Regions from separate parts of the Homo sapiens genome. Here region 2 is linked to region 1. Evidence: read pairs that join two places in POLR2A ChIA-PET (ENCODE). Cell type or tissue: A673. All regions are shown on one strand. Each heading gives the region's core, and the rest is flanking DNA. Links, peaks and the distances in the headings are about the cores only.

Region 1 (2,921 bases), core at 151-2,650:
ATTGGGGAGGGATTTAATATTCTATCTTCATTATAGAATAGTTGGGAGTAGAGATAGAAAGTAGAGAGAGGTTGCTCTTCAATTTTTAGTTCTGTTATTAATTTTTACATGTAGTTTTCTCGGGATCATACCTATTCTTTGTGGATTCATGGATTGCCTTTTAGCCTAAATTTATGTGATAGTGTGAAGTTTCTTCACCCTTTGCTGTATTTTCACTGATATTTCAGTGAGAAGATAGACGGAAAAGGCATGTATTGGGGCTGCCAGCCAAAAGTCACTTCAAACCAGAAAACTCATTTTTGTGAGTATTATAACATTCAGCTATTTCTGTGTAACAAGACATCTCCAAATTTGATGACTTTAATAATAATAATAATAATAATAATAATAATTCTGGCTAATTTGTGGTTTTCTAAGCATTAACTACCCCAGCTGGGTTTGGCTGGGCAGCCTTTCTTTCCTTGTCAGTCTGACCAGGCTTAGTTCCTTACTATAGATTGGACTCAGGTCTGCTGTCTATATTTTATTCTAGAGCCCAAGCTGAGTATCTGAGGAAGCTGTATTCATTGCAATAAAAGACGTGCAAGAGAGATGATAGAAACACATTTTTCTTCTTAATGCCTAGGTTTGGAATTGGCACACCTGGATCCAGCTTTTATTAGCCAAAACAAGTCACATGACAGCCCAAATCAAGGAACAAAGATTTCTATTCTGTCTCAGGTGGAAAGTACTGCAAAATCACATGACAAAGAGTATGGAATTGGGGGTGGGCGGGGGTGGAGAGCCAAAAATTGTAGCCAAAATATCAGTTTATCCAAAGCATGCGGTTACTATGCAAAGTATGGAGTTCCTTGCTTGTGTGTAGTTACTATGCCAAGCCTTTTCCACCAATTGTTCATGTCTCCCACTTTCCCCAACACTTCTACAAAATAAATTTCCTTCTACTTCATAATGTGAAAACTGATGTTGAGGGATTTTTCAGTGACTTGCCTACCATCAAACATCTTTTAAAGATTTAACTGGGATTTGAAACTAGGTCTTTTCATCCAGCAAGTCTATGCTTTTCCAACTCTACTCTTCCAAATTGAAGTTTTCATCTAAATCCCATGGTTGTTCAGCCCCTGGGAAACACATAGTGCTCATAGAAGAAAATCAGAGACAGAACCAGAAGTTATAAGCCATCTGACATTTGGAAACCTACTATCAGCTACTCCCTAAGACAGAAGAAGGTGAAAGAGGCACCTCTGGGAAGAATTGTGATTTTGTTAATGACAGTGGAGTTTGTGCCAGGTATCAGTTAAAGCCTCTGGGTAACCTTGTAACTTGGTGTTGGCTGTATCACAAGGGCTTGGAAGAGTGATGGAGAAAAGACCTTGAGAAAAACAACTCCAACCACATCTGCTGTCCCTCAGTTAACATTTCAACATCTGTTGTACAGAGCGGGTTAGCAGAGGAGAGAACCTCAGCTTTGGAGGCATATATAATAATGAGTCATACAGTCATTAATGTGTGAACCCCAGGCAGGGAGCTCACATTTTGTGTGAAAGAAGAATTTTTGTTCAGTTATAAGCACTCCCCTACTGGGTCTGGAATTGCTCTCTGCACCAAAAATGCCAGACTTCATTTTATTTGAATTTAAAAGGACCTTCACAAACATTTTGGCTTAAATATAAAAGAAAACTTTTCATAAGAGAAAAGAAATTAGAAAAAAAGATTAGTAGAATGTAGTTTCACTGAAAATGCCCCCAATGAAAATAAAGTTAAAAATAATAAGAATATGCTGTGTCCCAGCCCAATCTCTACACCCCTTTCTCAGTTATTGTTTGAATAAAGGAGAACAAAGAAAGAAGTCTGATAGATACAGATTATTTGTATTTTTTCAACAGAAATGAAAATGAAAGTTTCTTTTATCTCTCTCCTATTGTCGTCTTGCAATTTCACTTGACCTTCTCATTAGTTATAACTGGACTGTACAGTTACCTGGAGTTGGTCATATTGTCCTTGAAAAAGGATTAGTTTTACCACTTTTTCCTACTGGGCAGAAGCAGAGACAACCAGGGGCAAATTGGCACATATGGGTACCTGACCAAGGCTTTCTGATTGTCCCAACCAGAAGACATTGTAAAAGCATTAAAGATGGGGAAATCAACTCCATGGTTAACAACAAACCCTAACTTTCTTACCTGCCTGGGGGATGGACGGAACTCTAGAACTTTCATTGGAGAGGTTAATCTGTACTGGAGTATGACTTGGGAAATAAGTCTCTAAATAAAATCATCTTGGAAGAAGTTGAAGTCATCAGGGGGCTCTGCACATCTTTTCTTACTTCTCTTCAAATTATGTTCTCCAGACCATTAACATTCAAGGAAACTTCATCTAATGCCTATCTGTGTTTGTCATTCCATTGGTGGCATAATGAGGTAATGATGTTTTAGGCAGAAAGACTCTCAATCTTAACATTATATGCACTCTGATAAGCCTTAGAAATATATATGAATAAGTACAGGTCCATACACATTTTCTGTTGTGTACGTGTAAGCTTTTCTCTTGAAGGATTTTTTGTATTGGGCAGTACCTTAGAGTGGTAAGTATGATCGTGGTTACCTTTTGGATAAGCATAAACAGCTCATCTAAGTAGCAATATCTGAAACTTTTCAGTAAGTTCTTAGAGCTGGCCATAGGCAATATCTCTAAAATTTGCTAACTAGGGTTACACTGCCGCTTATTTGTCCCATTGCCTGCTCCGAGAGCTCTAACCACCCACTCCTAACCTGGTATGACCCTTGTTGCCTTATGAAGGTGAGAATCATAAACCGATTTACACCAAGGTGTAGGCAACGAATATGAGGAAGGAATGCTTTTTATAGGGATGAATGTATATTACCAGGAAACAGAGCCACAGATGGTGATGGTTTCCAGCC
Region 2 (2,921 bases), core at 137-2,636, 320 kb before region 1:
ATGCCCTCAAGGAACGCAGCCATGATCATTTCTCAGACTGCTGCACTGTTTGGATGCAAAGGACTGTATCTTTTTGTTGTTTCTTGATTGTTGTAAATTCTTAGTTCAGAATGCTCTTTCTTTGTCAAAGACATAAAATTTTGCTTCTCAGACAGTGTTTGGGTAATAAATCTGTATGTGTGAATGAGCGTGAGCTGGAGCTTGTCTTTGGAAAGCAAATGTCTTTAGTCTTTAGCCACCCAGCAGGCACCCCGAACAGCTGCCTCACATCTTAGCTTCCAGGACGGTGTTGACCCCCACTGGCTGGGTACCACAAGTTTTCTGTTTCTGAGCTCTTAGCCAGGGTGGAGCCCTACCCTTCCAGAGATGTGCCTTTGTGCTTAAGCTGGCAAGAATGCAATCAGCCTAGTTAAAATTTTGATAATCCACTTGATCCATCCCAGTTATAGGCTCAAATCCCAGGAGGCATCTTATAGACCTGAGCCTTATTTCTCTGGAGTTTATAGGAGACCTTCCAGAGCATATAGCATCATACTGTTTTCTTATTAGCCACCTAAATTCTGAATTAGAGTCTAATTTTCTCCAAACCCTACTCGTCTCTGTGCTGGTCCCAGCCTCTGGGTGCCTGGAGACCTGACTCATTTATATCTGTAAAAAATGCCCAGTGTCTTTTGATGGTATATTTAATGGATTAGGGGATAGGTTTGCTTTCTGAGTGACAATGATTAACACCAGCATTGTTTACCTTAAGTAGACCTGGGTTTTGAAAATCAAAAACAATAAGCAGATTTTCATGCCTTTTTCAAGAGTTGACTAACAGGCTTCCTGTGGGGGCACTAGCTAGCTGTCTGATCTGAAAGGGTTTATTTTTAAAAGTAATATAGGAAATGGTTTGTGGAAAGAAAATGCAAATTTCTACTTTCTAAATAATACTTACCATTTGTTGCATCTCTTATGTGCCAGATACTTCTCTAGGTATTCCGTATATATTTTCTCTAATCCTTACCCAAATCTTACAGGATAAATGTTATCTCCATTTTACAGAGGCGGAAACTGTAACTGAAATAGGATGGATGGGTTGCCTGAGATTCCACAGACAGGAAATGGCATAACTCAAACTCAAACCCTTGTAGGTGTGACTTGGAGGTCTTGGGTGTAACATCACATTATACTGCCCCTCTGGACTGACACTTCAGCTATCTCACACTTTAAGGACAGGTAGAACTTTAGAAAGAACCGAAACGCAAAGAAGTTGACAAATGAGATATGTGACCCAGCCAACATGTGGTTATTCATCTTAAATGGTAAAGCCCCATATTTCCTTCCTTCCTTCCTTCCTTCCTTCCTTCCTTCCTTCCTTCCTTCCTTCCTTCCTTCCTTTCTTTCTTTTTTTTTTTTTTGGGAGACGGAGTCTCGCTGTCACCCTGGCTGGAGTGCAGTGGTACGATCTTGGCTCACTCCAACCTCTGCCTCCCAGGTTCAAGCAATTCTCCCACCTCAGCCTCCTGAGTAGCTGGGATTACAGACTTCTGCCACCATGCCGGCTAATTTTTATATTTTCAGTAGAGACGGGGTTTCTCTGTGTTGGCCAGGCTGGTCTCGAAAACTCCTGACCTCAGGTGATCCGCCCGCCTTGGCCTCCCAAAGTGCTGGGATTACAGGCCTGAGCCACCGTGCCCTGCCCAAAGCCCCATGTTTTCTTTAGCTAAAAGTTTCCATCTCCTTCCTTACTAGACATTAAGAATAAAAAAGTTCAAAACAATTTAGTTAAAATTTGTCTATTTATCGTTTAATGGGTTCAAAATCCAACAGAGATAAGAAAGCATATAAAGAAAAAAGACGAATGTTCGAGGTGATGGATATCCCAGTTACCCTGATTTGATCATGACACATTGTATACATGTATCAAAATATCACATGTACCCACCCAATATATACAACTCTTACAGACCAATAAAAAATTTAAAAAGTAAAAAGCCCAGCTCCCACCCCTGGGATGGTTCTCTTAGGCCTTTTTGTAGGCCTATGTCAATATGATGGATAGCAAAAATGGTCAAAGTTTCTCTCCTTCCACTACCTATCCCTCTTTTCTCTGTGACTTTGAAGCTGCTTCTGTCAAGAAGTGGAGTCTGCTTCCCCATCCCTTGAATCTGGGCTGGCCCTGTGACCAGCTCTGTTCAGTGGAATGTGGCAGCAGTGACTAAGTGCCAGTTCCCATCCTAGGTCTTATGCGCTTGCTTTCTTTTTCTCAGAAACTTGCTGAGCTACCTACTACCGTGTAGGCAGGCCCAGGCTAGGCTTCTGGAGGATGAGAGACTACATGGAGCTGATGAATTGCCTTAGCAAGTACAGAAGCCCTGAGGACAAAGGATGTTTTATGTGTGTGACTTGAGCAGCTAGGAGGTCAGGGTGAACTGAGTGTTGAGATATGATGTAGCTATTAACCCTGTAAGCCAAAATGAGGACTTCAAGTTTTATTCTAAGTGTGTGATAGCAATGAATGAACAAATGGGCAAATAAAAAAGTGAATGCAGGAGTGAATGATACCAGCAGGTGAAAAGAGCAGCCATTGCTTGACATGTACAACTCATCTAGGATTTGAAACTCAGAGAAGATCCAATCCCATACTGCTCAGTGACAGGATCACAATGAACATGGTTGGTGAAATTAAAGAGACCAATCTGTGGGTACCATGTAACTTAATCTCTGTTGGTTTCTTTCATCATTTGGAATCCTTGGTGGACATTAGATGAGTCTTGGTATTGATTATTGATTTCTGATACCCACACTGAAGTTTCAACCACAGTGAAGTGGTGGTTATCAGCAAAGAAATAAAAACAAATGGGAGGCCTTTCACCACGGGGCTTCTTGGGCTGGTGTGGAAGAAAACTCAGAGAAATAATTATCAGTCCCAGGTTGAA

The links. ChIA-PET counts read pairs that join two places held together with the same protein. Peaks named below come from ENCODE experiments on the same cell type or tissue, not always from the same donor. Only the 100,000 strongest peaks of a DNase experiment are listed, where the experiment ranks them.
Region 2: POLR2A ChIA-PET joins it to region 1 with 10 read pairs; 2 of 35 experiments call an interaction of 5 or more read pairs at or near these places.

What each region holds. Positions count from the first base shown.
Region 1 is chr3:34,236,680-34,239,600 of GRCh38, forward strand. All of the region lies in intron 2 of LINC01811 (long intergenic non-protein coding RNA 1811), which reads left to right. Among named protein-coding and RNA genes, the nearest start is that of LINC01811, 79 kb to the left of the region's middle. In A673, for the core only: no CTCF peak of the experiment used is centred there; a DNase peak (open chromatin) is centred at 1,502; H3K27ac peaks cover 1,333 bases.
Region 2 is chr3:33,919,555-33,922,475 of GRCh38, forward strand. No RefSeq gene overlaps it. Among named protein-coding and RNA genes, the nearest start is that of PDCD6IP, 120 kb to the left of the region's middle. In A673, for the core only: a CTCF peak has its summit at 807; DNase peaks (open chromatin) are centred at 357, 1,157 and 2,227; H3K27ac peaks cover 2,500 bases.